2 separate regions of the Homo sapiens genome follow, and region 2 is linked to region 1. Evidence: chromatin contacts called from ENCODE Hi-C data. All regions are on one chromosome and are shown on one strand. Each heading gives the region's core, a stretch centred on a gene start or an enhancer-like site at or near the end of the contact. The rest is flanking DNA. Distances are from core to core; before and after follow the strand shown.

What was found. A loop is a pair of places that touch in the nucleus more often than their neighbours do. Pooled maps may share reads with other maps.
Region 2: a pooled map shows a loop between it and region 1 (15-fold over the local background). The contact joins the promoter of DNTTIP2 here to the promoter of BTBD8 in region 1. A Hi-C loop is called at or near these places in 4 of 50 pooled maps.

What each region holds. Positions count from the first base shown.
Region 1 is chr1:92,077,868-92,084,711 of GRCh38, forward strand. It overlaps BTBD8 (BTB domain containing 8), which reads left to right and starts at 2,478. Exons shown (of 18, transcript NM_001376131.1): 1 at 2,478-2,853. The coding sequence starts at 2,705. RefSeq lists an enhancer at 3,751-4,418.
Region 2 is chr1:93,877,219-93,884,062 of GRCh38, forward strand. It overlaps DNTTIP2 (deoxynucleotidyltransferase terminal interacting protein 2), which reads right to left and starts at 1,988. Exons shown (of 7, transcript NM_014597.5): 1 at 1,859-1,988; 2 at 1-644. The coding sequence starts at 1,930. RefSeq lists enhancers at 1,714-2,143, 1,995-2,810.

The DNA.
Region 1 (6,844 bases), core at 1,228-3,727:
AATGATATAGTCAAGCACATATCATCATCACACAGTTACTGTTTTCCCTCTCACCACACATAGTTACTTTTTTTGTGGTATGATCACCTAAAATCTACTCGCTTAGCAAATTTCTAGTATACAACAAATATTATTACCTATAGTTCTCATGCTGTACATTAGATCTCTATACTTACTCATCCTACATAAATGCAACTTTGTACCCTTTGACCTACATCTCCCCCAACCACCTTTCTGTTTATGTACTTTTTAAAAGATCCTACATATGAGAGTATGCAGTATTTGTCTTTTTTCTTTTTTTTTTTTTTTGAGACAGAGTCTGGCTCTGTCGCCCAGGCTGGAGTGCAGTGGCAATCTCCGCTCACTGCAAGCTCCGCCTCCCAGGTTCACACCATTCTCCTGCCTCAGCTTCCTGAGTAGCTGGGACTACAGGTGCCCACCACCATGCCTGGCTAATTTTTTTTGTATTTTTAGGAGAGACAGGGTTTCACCGTGTTAGTCAGGATGGTCTCGATCTCCTGACCTCATGATCCGCCCACCTCGGCCTCCTAAAGTGCTGCAATTACAGGCGTCAGGCAGTATTTGTCTTTCTGTGCCTGGCTAATTTTACTTAACGTCCTCCAGCTTCATCCATGTTGTCACAAATGGCAGGATCTTCTCTTTTAAGAATGAATAATATTCCATTGTATATATACAACATTATCCGTTAATCTATCCTAGGGACAGTTAGGTTGTTTCCATATCTTAGCTATTGTGAATAATGGGGCAACAAACATGAAAGTGCAGATATCTCTATGAGGTGCTAATTTCATTTCCTTTGGGTATATACCTGAAGAGGGTTTGCTGGGTCATGTCATAGTCCTATTTTTAATTTTTTGAGGAACCTCCATACTGTTTTCCATAATGGCTGCACCAATTTACATTCCTACGAAAAGTATATGTAAATTGACTAAATTTGCCAGTCAAAATATAAATACTGCCTGGGTTATAATACACCATTATTATGGTGTAACACACCATATATTATAGTGTGATATATGACATTGTGTGACCTTGGCCAAGTTTACCTATCCTTTGTATGCCTCAGCTTCCTCATCTGTAAATAGGTCTGAAGACAGTACCTAGCTAAATGGTTGTTGTAAGGATTAACTGAGTTAAAACACACAGAGCAAATAGAGTAGCGTTTATCACATAATAAGGATTCAAATATAAGCTACTATTATGTTATCTTTGACACCCCTCGTTTCTACAGGAATAATTAAGAATCAATTATCCATCCAAGCATTTGGGAATTAATTTTAAAAAATCAATTATCCAGTTATATTTTTCAGAATTAAGATGTCTGAATATTTGAGAGGGGGCATTATCTGAAGAAATGGTTACCTCTTGGCCAATCTTATGGTACAAATACAAAGTCCATATATTCCCCTCCCCGCCTCCTTTTTTTTTTTTTTTGTTTGGTAGAGACAGGGTCTCCTTATGTTGCCCAGGCTGGTCTCTAATTCCTGGGCTCAAGTGATCCTCCCGCCTTGGCTTCCCAAAGTGCTGGGATTACAGGTGTGAGCCACCGCAACCTGGCCAATGTATTTTCCAAGCAATTACTATTCTTCACCTTGTGTGTAGAGTTTGTGAATGAAACAGATTTTTTTTTTTTTTTTTTTTTTTGAGACAGGGTCTTGCTGTGCTGTTCAGGCTGGAGTGCAGTGGTGCAATCATGGCTCACTGCAGCCTCGACCTCCCGGGCTCAAGCCATCATTCCGCCTCGCTTCCCAAGTAGATGGGACTTGCCCGGCCCGAAGCGGAACTACTGAGTTTCCTTATTTTGGAGGCAGTAATCAAATAAAAAATACCAAAACCTTAAATGATAATCAGTTTGCTACTTTATTTGGGACAAAAGAGAATTCTATATTTCATCCATCCATCACTTCACTGCTCAAAGACTTTGCCCCTTACCTATTTCTCCCTTCTTGGTCATAAATGTTAGGGCTTTATATGCAAAGCCCTGTGCTTTCTCCGATCAAGTCCAAAAGCTTGTATGAGCCACTCCTTGGATAAGAAGGGGATGGGGCCTTCTAGATGCTGTAAGTATCTCTTATATTGAACTCAGAATTGTTCTGACTGGCAGTTTATGAAGTTCTTCCCCTACTCCTCCCATCGCCAATTTTTCTTGCCCCAAACATTTATACCTCAGGGTTAAGAAGCCAGGTAAGTGAGGGGGTGTGACTCGCCCAGTCTTTCGTTGGAAAAAAGTGTAGACCTGTCAGGAAGACACAGCATAGAAAGGCTGCATGTGCTGATTTGAACTCGAGCCTCAGTAAAACATTGAAATGAATGAACACCAACCGGAAGGGAAAGAAGAGGGGAGGGGATAAGGAGCCTGAGGATTGGTTTGCCCCGCGGGATGGTCCGCGCCTGAGCCATGGGAGGCGGGGTGCCCGCCGGCAGAAGTAAACAGAGCGAGTACGCCTGCGCACGCTCTTCCTGGGTCAAGAGCCGGCTCGGTTCTGGGATTCTGAGGCTCCCCACCGCGGTCCGGCTTCTCTGGGAGACTGTCTACAAACCGACGAGAGGCGTCAACCTTTTACCCTAGGGGGCGGATTTGGGTAGGAGCCGAGCGTTCGGTCGGAAACGCCCCCTTCTTCCTCCTGGGCGGGGCAAGTGAGGCCAAGTACTGGGCCTCCAGGGCGTCGTACCTCTGTGAGACATGGCTCGCTGTGGGGAAGGCAGTGCGGCCCCCATGGTACTTCTGGGGTCCGCTGGAGTTTGCAGTAAGGGGTTGCAAAGGAAGGGGCCGTGTGAGCGGCGCCGGCTGAAGGCGACGGTGTCGGAGCAGCTCAGCCAGGATTTGCTCAGGTAGGAGGAGGCGGGAACTCTGGCTGCTTCAGTTCCTAAATCGCCCACCTCCGCCCCGAAGCTGAGGCTTCTTTCGGCTCTGCCTCCCCCTCCCTCAGCACTTGGTTCTCCTCGCCTCAGGCGACTGCGGGTCGTTAGCCAGTCTCCCCACTATTCCGAAAAGTGGCTTCGCTCGCCCTGAATAAACAATCCCGAGCACCTCGACACCATGTACCAGATTCAAAAGGAAAACAAAAAAAGCTTAGTCGTGTGCAGCACTAGTTTGCTAGAAATATCTCAACACAGGCACGCTTAGTTGTTTCCAATCACTAAGGTCGGGTGGATCCAGGTCCTGAAACTTACACAATTTTTAAAATAAGCTTATACTATTTTAAGAAAAATAATAAAATTAGGAAAACGATTATTTGAAATGAGGAAAGAACAATACTATAGTCTTGGAGGTCTCTTCTGAGGTCTCTTTAAACAATTTACCAGAAATGCTTCCTGATTGCGACCTGGATTCCTCTCTCCACCTAGAGCTCTCTGTAGCTCCCAGCAACTCTCAGCTCCTGTGAGGACCAAAGCAAATGGAGGGTCTTCCTGACATTTAACCTTTGTAAGCCTCATGGATATCCTTCTCGGGTTATTGGGAATCCAGCTAAAGTAATTTCAGCTTACAAAGAAATTGAAGCTTAGAAATATGACCTAGCTAATTTACATTTCCAGCAAGACATTGATTCTTAAACTTGGGTGGGCATCACTGAAATTTTCCATTTCTAACAAGGCCCCAAGTGATGCTAATGCTGCTGGCTAGGGTGACTATGAGAACCACTGAGGTAAACATAATTACTAATAATTAAAAGTTGTGCAGCATTCTACTTTTTTTTTTTTGGAGACGGAGTCTCGCTCTGTCGCCCAGGCTGGAGCGCCGTGGCGCGATCTCGGCTCACTGCAACCTCCACCTCCCGGGTTCAAGCCATTCTCCTGCCTCAACCTCCCGAGTAGCTGGGATTACAGGCACGCGCCACCACGCCCGGCTAATTTTTGTATTTTTAGTAGAGACGGGATTTCATCATGTTGGCCAGGCTAGTCACGAACTCGTGACCACAAGTGATCCGCCCGCCTCGGCCTCCCAAAATGCTGGGATTACAGGCGTGAGCCACTGCGCCCAGCCAGGATTCTACATTTTGAAGTGCTTTCTGTCAAAAACTCACCCATACTTAAGGCTCCGATAGCTATAAACAGAATTTATCAAAGTAAAAAAAAAATCCCTTTAATTTGGGACTATCTACTGGGGAAGCTACTTTGTCTCTACCAGGGAGGGACTGATGAAAAAGATGGAAAAAATAATACTAAAGTTGTTAACGTTTCTAGGGTAACACATCTAATTTATATGAAGAAAATGAGGTTAAAGTATTGCTAGTGAACAATTTATCCTTATCTTAGTTACAACTGAGGGTAGGACTCAGAACTCTCAAATTCTTATTATAAACAAAGAAAAATAGATGTAGCAAGGTTTTTTTTTAAAACAAAACAAAACAAAATGCTCACCCAACCACCTTAAATGCTATACTAAATTAATTTTCTCCAAGCATAGCAATGTCATTTATTTATTCTACAAATACTAATGAAGTATCTAGCACTGACCACGTACCTAGCCCGGTACTAGGTCTTAAGTAATAAACGTTAATAAAACATTGCTTTGTTGTTTGTCCTTACACTCTAGTGAGAGAGGAAATGGCTAAATAAAAGTGATAGTTGTGGTGGGGTGAGTTGGGAAGACTTTATAGGGTGACATTTGAGTGAGCTCTTAGGGATTGGTTAAGAATTGATTAGGTAAAGATTGGGAAGGGAGAGGTAGAGGATATCTAAACAAGGGGAATAACTTTTATGGAAGCACAGAAATTTGAAAGAGCTTGATTGATTTTGAGAAAGCAAGTCGTATTAGACTCTGCCAAATAGTAAGGAACAGAGACACTCCTAGGTTACCTGACGTGACAAGATATGTAGAGAAGTGAGGAAAAGTGGGAGACAGTTTTAGCTGTCAAAAAGCCAGCTCCAATGTAGAACTGGAAAGTTGTTTGGGATATGGTAACAGTCATACAATAAGACCACATTGACAAATGGACTGTTATTCAGGGCAGTGGTAAAAAAAAAACACTAATACTTATTGCCATCCTACTATTTGCTATACACTGGGCTTACATGAAATGTTTTACTTACTTCTCTCATGAATCCTGTGAGGTAAGTCTTGTTATTCTCATTTAACACAAGAGGAAACTGAATGTTAAAAAAGAAATGATGGTGGCACCTATAGTCCCAGCTACTTGGGAGGCTGAGGCAGGAGAATTGTTTGAACCGGGGAGGTGGAGATTGCAGTGAGCTGAGATCAAGCCACTGCCCTCCAGTCTGGGCGTCAGAACAAGACTCTGTCTCAAAAAAAAAAAAAAAAAGTGGTGGAGTCAGAATAAGAACCTTGGCAATCTGGCTCCAGAGACTTTCAAATGACTTGCCCAGGGTCACATAACCAGAATATGAACCCAAGCAGTCTGCCTCCTCTACAGTAAACTGATCTTCCAGTTAACTTTGTACCTTCATCTCCTCTTCTCTCCTTACCCATTTCTTTTTCTACCATAGATTTGCTTAAGAATGCTCTTCAGTGCCATCAGTTGGTTCATGTTTATTATAGAACATCTTTGCTCAAGTTCTCCTGCTTGATTACTGCATTGGCCAGTGGCTAACCTTGGTTTAGCCCATTGTCCATTCAGATGTGATTAGGATGTAGGGGCATGTGGTACAAACCAGGGCCACATATAAGTAATAAATAAATTTGGTAGCTTTATTCGGAAGGAGATTGCATGGCAGGCAATCAAAGTGACAGTAGGTAAGGGTGAATGGGTAGACTAAGACTGGATCACAGGGGCTTTCTTTCTCCAGTGAAATGTTTGTGATGTATCTAGAAGGAGTGGAGAACCATCGGTGTTTTTAAAATAGGGAATTAACACATTTTGAATCTGGAATTTAAGGAAAGGAAAATTGGAAACAAGGAGACCAGCTGGGAGATTTTATAGTCCAGGGATACATAATGGCAGTGGAAATGGAACAATTGATAGGCTTGGTGACTGATGACATGCTGGGGAACAGGGAAAAGGAAGCATTGAAAATGGCCCCAAATCTTAGGACATTTGAAAGGGAAACATGTAGGCTACTACCATACCACCCTGAACAAGCCTGATCTTGCCTGAAAGGGAGGTGTATAATGAATGTCCAGCAAGCTATATCCAGGAAACAACTGGAAATATGTCTGGAGTAGAGGAGGGGAGTTTGACTAGCAGATTGGTAGTATCACTAGCACCTAGTTATCCAAATATGAGAAAGAGCCAAGTTATTCCTTCCCTGCCAATTTTACCAACTCGTGCCAATTTTATTACGTAAATATATTTTAATTTTATCCCATCTTTATCACCATTGATCCTCTCCTGGCTTCATTCATCTGTGCGGTAGTTTTCTCATCTTCATTCTCATTTTCATCTAACTCCTCTTCTACACAAATTTATATATTTTGAAAAATAAATTTGCCATTGTTTCAAACCATTTGCAGGGCAAACACACCTGATAGCAATAATGTAGGCATACACTTAAAATGACCCTGTATGGTGGATGTACCTGCGTGTGTTGCGAGCTAGGGAATCTGGGAGTCGCCATCCCAGAGATTCGTTCCTTGTCTGTGAGGAACATCTGAGCTCCTGGGCCCATACTGTGGAACACAGGCTGTAAAGGGGATTGAAGCCCTGGGTTAGGGTTGTATGAAGGTTGCCAGGTGGAGGACATTAAAGGAAGGGGGTTAAGTGAAAATGCTGTATAAACTTCCATGCTGTTTGCAAGGGTTTGCAGTTTTCCTGCTCAGTCCACCACCACTGGACTGTAGGTAAGGTGGATATCTTGTCCAGCCTGCCACCACTGGACTCTCTCCCCTGTATGTAAGCCCCTAATAAAAGCCCATATCTTGTTT
Region 2 (6,844 bases), core at 738-3,237, 1.8 Mb after region 1:
GAATCCTCTGAATTCACAGGTGTACCCACGATCTGTTTCTCATTTCCTGGTACAATCTTACTATCTTTCTTTTCAGTTTGTGCCTTTAATTTCCTCTGCATACTCCTGGTTCTTCTAGTTGCAATTCCAGAGAATGAAATGTCTGAGCTTGATGTCTCAGCATCAGATATAGCTTCTGTATGAGATTCTTGGCTTGGATCTGTCAGAGATTTAGCCTTACTTCTTCTGGCTCCTGTAGTTTTTTCTGTAGGAAGCACAATTCTAGAAATACCTGAAACATGAGATTCTGCTTCAGACACTATTTCTTCAGTGTAAGACTCCTTTGTTGGAGTTACTTTCGGCTTTTTCCTAACACTGGACACTGGGGAGCATGCAATTAAGATCTGCCTTCTCCTAGTTACCCTTAAAATGGTATCATGGTGCTCAGACACAGAATAATTTGACTCTGCCTCAGAGGTTTCTCCATCCGTAGATGGTTCAGTCCCCTTTGGTAGTGAGCCTGTAGTTCTGCTCTTCCTCTTTCTAGCTTTAGGAGTTCTAGGGATTAAACTTTGCTTCCCAGTGGTCTGTGATTCAGCAGTAGTTCGGGCATCAGATCCAGTACTACTTTCTGGATGCGCTTGAATCCCATTAGCAGCAAAACTCTGCAAACCAGAGAAAACACACTGTAATTTAGGTAGGGCTGGAACAAGGGCAAAGCAAATGAAATACTGACCCCAAAAGCTAAAACCCAGTAAACAAGATTACCTTTAAAACAAAAAACAAAAAAACCTGCCCAACTCATGATTTTTAAAAAATCAAAATTTGGCCGGGCGCGGTGGCTTACGGCTGTAATCCCAGCACTCTGGGAGGCCGAGGCAGGTGGATCACGAGGTCAGGAGTTCGAGACAGCTTGGCCAACATAGTGAAACCCCATCTCTACTCAAAGTAAAAAAATTAGCGGGGCGTGTTGGTGCGCACCTGTAATCCCAACTACTCAGGAGCCTGAGGCAGAAGAATTGTTGGAATCCGGGAGGCAGAAGTTGCAGTGAGCCGAGGCTGCGCCACTGCACTCTAGCCTGGGCGACAGAGCAAGACTCCGAATCAAAAACAAACAAACAAAAAAATCAAAATTTAAACACTGGAGCCAACCCTGCATTTACTTCACTAGCCTCATCCTTCCTAGATGTAACTTCAGAAGCAGAACGATTAAAATTTTTCTGTTTAAAGTCAAATATAATGGGTAGACCAACATTCTGACCCACCTATAGAAGAGGGGAGAAAGGGAATATTAACTCTGAACACCGATGTGTTTAGGAACACACTGATGGAATCAGTCGCCGCCCTTACCTTTACGTACAGGAAAAAATCGCCGCCGCTCCGTTCCCTGCATCGCTGAGTCAGAATGAGACAGCCGACTAACGCCACTAAGAGTCACCAGGCGACGACACCACAGCCCTCCTCACGCCTTAAGGAGGTGATGCTGGACAGCTGCCAGCCTCCCCACGTGAAAACGAAGCTTTTTTTCCAGCCCCCCTAAATGGGGCTTGTGCATGGTGGCCGAAATTAACCCTCCTTGGTACCGTGTTAACAGTAAGGTTTAAAAGTTCGAACTGTGCTTCTGCATTAAGGAGTTGAACGACCCAAATAAAGTTATCTAACCTCTCTTCCATACTAAAAATTGCCTTAAGAGACAGTGGTGAAGGCTAAACAGTTTCCGTGACAGGCTTAGCACGGGGCCTGGGAGACCCAAGCGCGCGGCAAGCTCGGGTCCTCTCTGTCGGCAGGTCCTCACCCTTAACCGGACCCTTGCGCCGCCCCGCCTGCCTGAGCGCGGCTCTGCGAAGCGGCGAGAAGTAGGGAAGACTGGATTTCCTACCTTTTGCCCGGAACTTTCAGCCGACGCGGCTTGGATGCTGGCCTTAGCCCGTGCAGATCTGGTAACCACCATCTTTCCGGCTCCCTCGCGACCACCACGACTTCCCTCTTCCCTGGCGCTCCGGAAATGCGTCAGAGAACTGCCTCGAGCGCGTTTTCCGCGCAGATCCGAGAATTCGCGAGAATCTCCGCCCAGCCAGTTCAGGCCAGGGCGGTCAGAGACAAAGGGCCTGGGTTTAAGTGTGCATTTCAGAGCTGTAGAAGGCAAGCCAGATTTTTGCTGGGAAAGACCTTCATCGGGGCGGCGAAGCCCGCAGTGACAGAGGGTCTTAGCGTACCCGTTCACATGAATTGTAAAAACGCACTTACATGCCATTCGTTCTTTCATTTGTTTAGTAGAATCGTTTGAACCCGGGAGGCGTTCTTTCATTTCTACGTTCTAAAGAGCTTAATGTAGCCATTGGTATGTCCAAGGGAGAAGTTTGAGATATTTGTGCTTTTTAAAGAAAGACAATATTTACTCGTGTATTGTGACGCTAACTATAAATAAAATTTAAGGACTTGGTTGGGGTAAAAGGGATATAAGGTGCTCGCAGGAACTGGGAGACGAAGTGGAAAGCTGTATAATCTAAACGTGAGATGGTGTTTAGGGATTGGGAATAGCAGAAAAGAAAAAAACGTTAAAGAAATTGTAAAGGAGAAGAATAAGGTTTTGTTGTTGTTGTTGTTGTTGTTATTGTCACAGTGAAAGGAAGAGTATGACCAGAATCAAGAGGTTTCTTTGGTTATCTTTTGAGATAAAAGGTAGAGAACTATGTTTGAGGGGATGGGAAGGGGTTGAAAAAATAAGTAAACGCAAATTATTGTTGGAGGTGAGAAAGGATGAATGAGTGCCTCACCAAACCTAGTCTCTACTTCATGACAGAAAACCAATTTTTTATTTAAAGTCACAGAACACTGTGTCGATGGACACACTGCTTCCCAGCTTAAAATAGCTTATTTTATAGTCTCTCTTGCAGCCAAATGTGGCTATGTGACTACGTTTTAGCCAATTAGGTATAAATTGTGTGCATGTCTTTAGGGACGGCATCTAAAAGAGAGGAGGCCGTCCCTGACTTTTTTTTTTGGAGACGGAGTCTTGCTCTGTCGCCCAGGGTGGAGTGCAATGGCGCAATCTTGGGTCACTGCAACCTCCGCCTCCCGGGTTCAAGCGATTCTCCTGCTTCAGCCTCCTGAGTAGCTGAGATTACAGGCGCCCGCCACCATTCCTGGCTAATTTTTTTTTTGTATTTTTAGTAGAGACGGGGTTTCACCATGTTGGGCAGGCTGGTCTTGAACTCCTGCCTTCAGGTGATTCACCCGCCTCGGCCTCTCAAAGTGCTGGGATTACAGTGCTGGGATTATAGGCCTAAACGACCTCGCCCAGCCCTCCTGATCTTTTAAAGTGCATTTTACTTCCTGGAAAGTTGGGTTCGCTGGTTTTCAGGCGGCAAGTTTGTGCCATAAGGATGAAGGCATGCTTTAGAGATGGCATAGCAGTGAGATGGAAAAATCAACTTGTGGAGCTGCCCTATGAGCCCTCAAGAGCCGCCTTCTAGATTTTTCACCTGATGGAAACACCTTGTTAAAAGCCACTGTTAATTAAGGATTTTTCTATTTGCAGCCGAGCCTAATGCTAACTGAACTGGATAATAAACAGAGATGTGGGTGTAGTCAGAAAAGAATGCACCTTCCTTTGAGCCAGGAGGAAAGAGTTGATATCTGAAACAGAGAGGAGAATGTGAATGCAAGTATGTTCAAGTGGAGTGAAGAAGAGAAGATTTTGGGTAGATAATAACCTCTGTAAGTAGGTGATACATCTCAGAAGAATGGAAATGGTTTATATCAACATTTGTGGCAAATGTGGTAAGAAGCAAAAATAAATTTTAGTAGGGCCAAGTAGCAGTGAGACTATGTAAGAAGATGAACAGAAGAGAAAGGTTAGATTTGAGGAGGAGACAAATCGTGTAGAAGGAAAGTGAACCAATTGGATGTAGGTTGTGGAGATCAAAGCATCAAAGAACAACAGCATCAATCATAATAGTATTGGCCACTTAATATCTGCTGGATACTAATCTACGTGCTTTACATGTATTCATTCATTTAATCTCCACATCTTTAATTTGAGCAAATGCATGAAAATAGAAATTAAGATGACAGAGGTAGGTGTAGAAAACTGGAGAGAATATTAGAAAATCATGCAATGTCTAATACTCACTTGCAAGCATGGCCCTTTCAAGTAAAGAAAAAAAAAAAGGAGAAAACCAACTCATATACAATCTAAGGTCAAGAAACAAACGTAAGATACTAAAATTGTCAGTACATAGTTATAATATGAGAAGATTGAGCTGGTCTATCAACAAATCTACCATAGGCCAAAAAAAAAAGAAGTGTTTTTACGTGGGCTTACCAGGTTTGCCATATTCTTTGCCTATCTTCTTTATCTGAAGTGGATTTAGGGCAAATACAGTATATTTAATTTTAGGTATATATAGTATATACAATACAGTTGACCCTTGAACAACACGGGTTTGAACTGGGAAGTTTCACTTATGCAGTGATTTTCTTCTGCCTCCACCACCCCTGGACAGAAAGACCAACCCCTCCTCTTCCTCCTCAGCTTACTTAACATGAAGACAAGGATGAAGACCTTTATGATGATCCACTTCCACTTCTCTTCCTTATGATTCTCTTAAAATTTTCTTTTCTCGTTTATTGTAAGAATGCAATATATAATATATACAACATATAAAATATGTATTAATCAACTAGTTATCTGCAAGGCTTCTGGTCAATAGTAGGCTATTAGTAGTTAAGTTTTGGGGTAGTCAAAAGTTATCTGTGGATTTTCAACTGTGCAGGGGGGTCAATGCCCCAACCCCCACATTTTTTAACGGTAACCAGTACTATTACTCAGGCCCAAAAGGAAATTTACCTTAAATAATCTATATTTTACTAATTAAATCCTTAAACTGAAAGGTCAAAGCTCCCTGGAATTTTAGGCATTAACCAAAAGATGAGAGTTTTAGTGCATGAGCCTTCTAAAAATGCATACTATTCATGGTCATTCTGCATTGTTACATGTAAAACATTACTATTAAAATTAAGTTTGACCTGTAAGATGTCCAGTGATCCCATTTTCTGGTCTTCAAACCTTTGAATGTGGGCTGGACTTAGTGAGTTCTAATGAAACGAGTATGACAAAAATGATGGATGTCACTTTCAGGATTAGGTTAACAAAAGGCTGGCTTCTATCTTGCTCTCTCTCAATCATTCACTCTGTAGGAACCTAGCTGTACGTTATAAGCTGTCCTTTGAAGAGAACACTGTGGCAAGGAACTGAGTGAAGGAGGCCTCTGGCCTACACCCAGTGAAGAATTAAGGAACTCAGTCTGACAACGTGTGAGGCACTGAGTCCTGCCAACAACTACACGAGTGAGCTTGGAAACAGACCCTCAGTCCAGCCTTCAGGTGAGACTGCAGTCTTGACTTATCCATTGCTGCATCTGGATGCCTCAAAGTCATCCAGATACAACAATAGATAACCAGTAGTTATAGATTAACTTCATCTCTCCTAAAATTTCAAGTAAAATAAATAATACAGGCCAGGTACAGAGGCTCATACCTGTAATCCCAGCACTTTGGGAGGTTGAGGAGGCAGGATCACTTGAGCCCAGGAGTTTGAGACCAGCCTGGGCAACATAACAAAACCCCATCTCTACAAAATATATAAAAATTAGCCAGGCATGGTGGCATGCGCCAGTAGTCCCAGCTACTTGGGAGGCTGAGGTGGGAGGATCACTTGAGCCTGGGAGGTTGAGGCTGCAGTGAGCCATGATCATGCCACTGCACTCCAGCCTGGGTGACAGAGCGAGACCACGTCTTAAAAAAAAAAAAAAGAAAAAAGAAATAATACAGTATGTACTCATGTCTAGCTTCTTTCACTCAGCATAGTGTTTCTGTAATTCATCCATGTTATTGTGTATACCAGTAGTTGATTCTTTTTTATTGCTGAGTATTTCATTGTATGACTATATAACAATGGATTTATCCATTCAGCTGTTGATAGACATTTGGGTTGTATCTGGTTTTCAATATTGTATTTGGGGGCTTTTAGAATTCTGTAATGTCAAATGATCATTTAAGATTGAGTGCAAACTAAGCTGGGTGTGGTGGCATGTGCCTGTAGTCTCAGCAACTTGGGAGGCTGGAGCAGGAGGATTGTTTAGTTCAGGAGTTCTAGGCAGTAGTATGCGATGATCACACCTGTGAATAACCACTGCACTCCAATCTGGGCAACATAATGAAAACTGATCTCTATAAAAAACAAAAACAAAAACAAAAAACAAAGGTTGAGTGCAAAATAAAGACATTTCAGACAAATGGGATCTAGAAAATTTACTGTCACTAAAGACCTTTGGTAAAGAATTACTAAGGAGGCTAGGTACTGTGTCTCATGCCTGTAATCCCAGCACTTTGGGAGGCTGTGGTGAGAGGATCACTTGAGTCCAAGAGTTCAAGACCAGCCTGGGCAACATAGCGAGATCCTGTCTCTACAAAAATAAAAGTTAGCCAGGTGTGGTGGTGCATGTCTGTAGTCCCAGCTACTTGAGAGGCTGAGGTGGGAGGATGGCTTAAGCCTGGGAGGTTGAGGCTGCAGTGAGCCATGATCATGCCACAGTACACCAGCCTAAGAAACAGAGTGAGATCCCTGTCTCAAAAAAAAAAAAAACAAAAAAAAAAAACTTGAATAGAATGCAAGAATCAACAGTGAGCAAAGAAAGAGGGAAAATAATCAAAATAAGTAATGTTCATTGTAAAACATGAACCTTAAAATAATGGACCAGCAGACACATCAAAATCTTGCATGACATTTTACACATTTAGTCATTGCTGAGGAAACATGTTAAAGCTTTTGTTGACTTCTCTGGTAGCGGAACTACATATG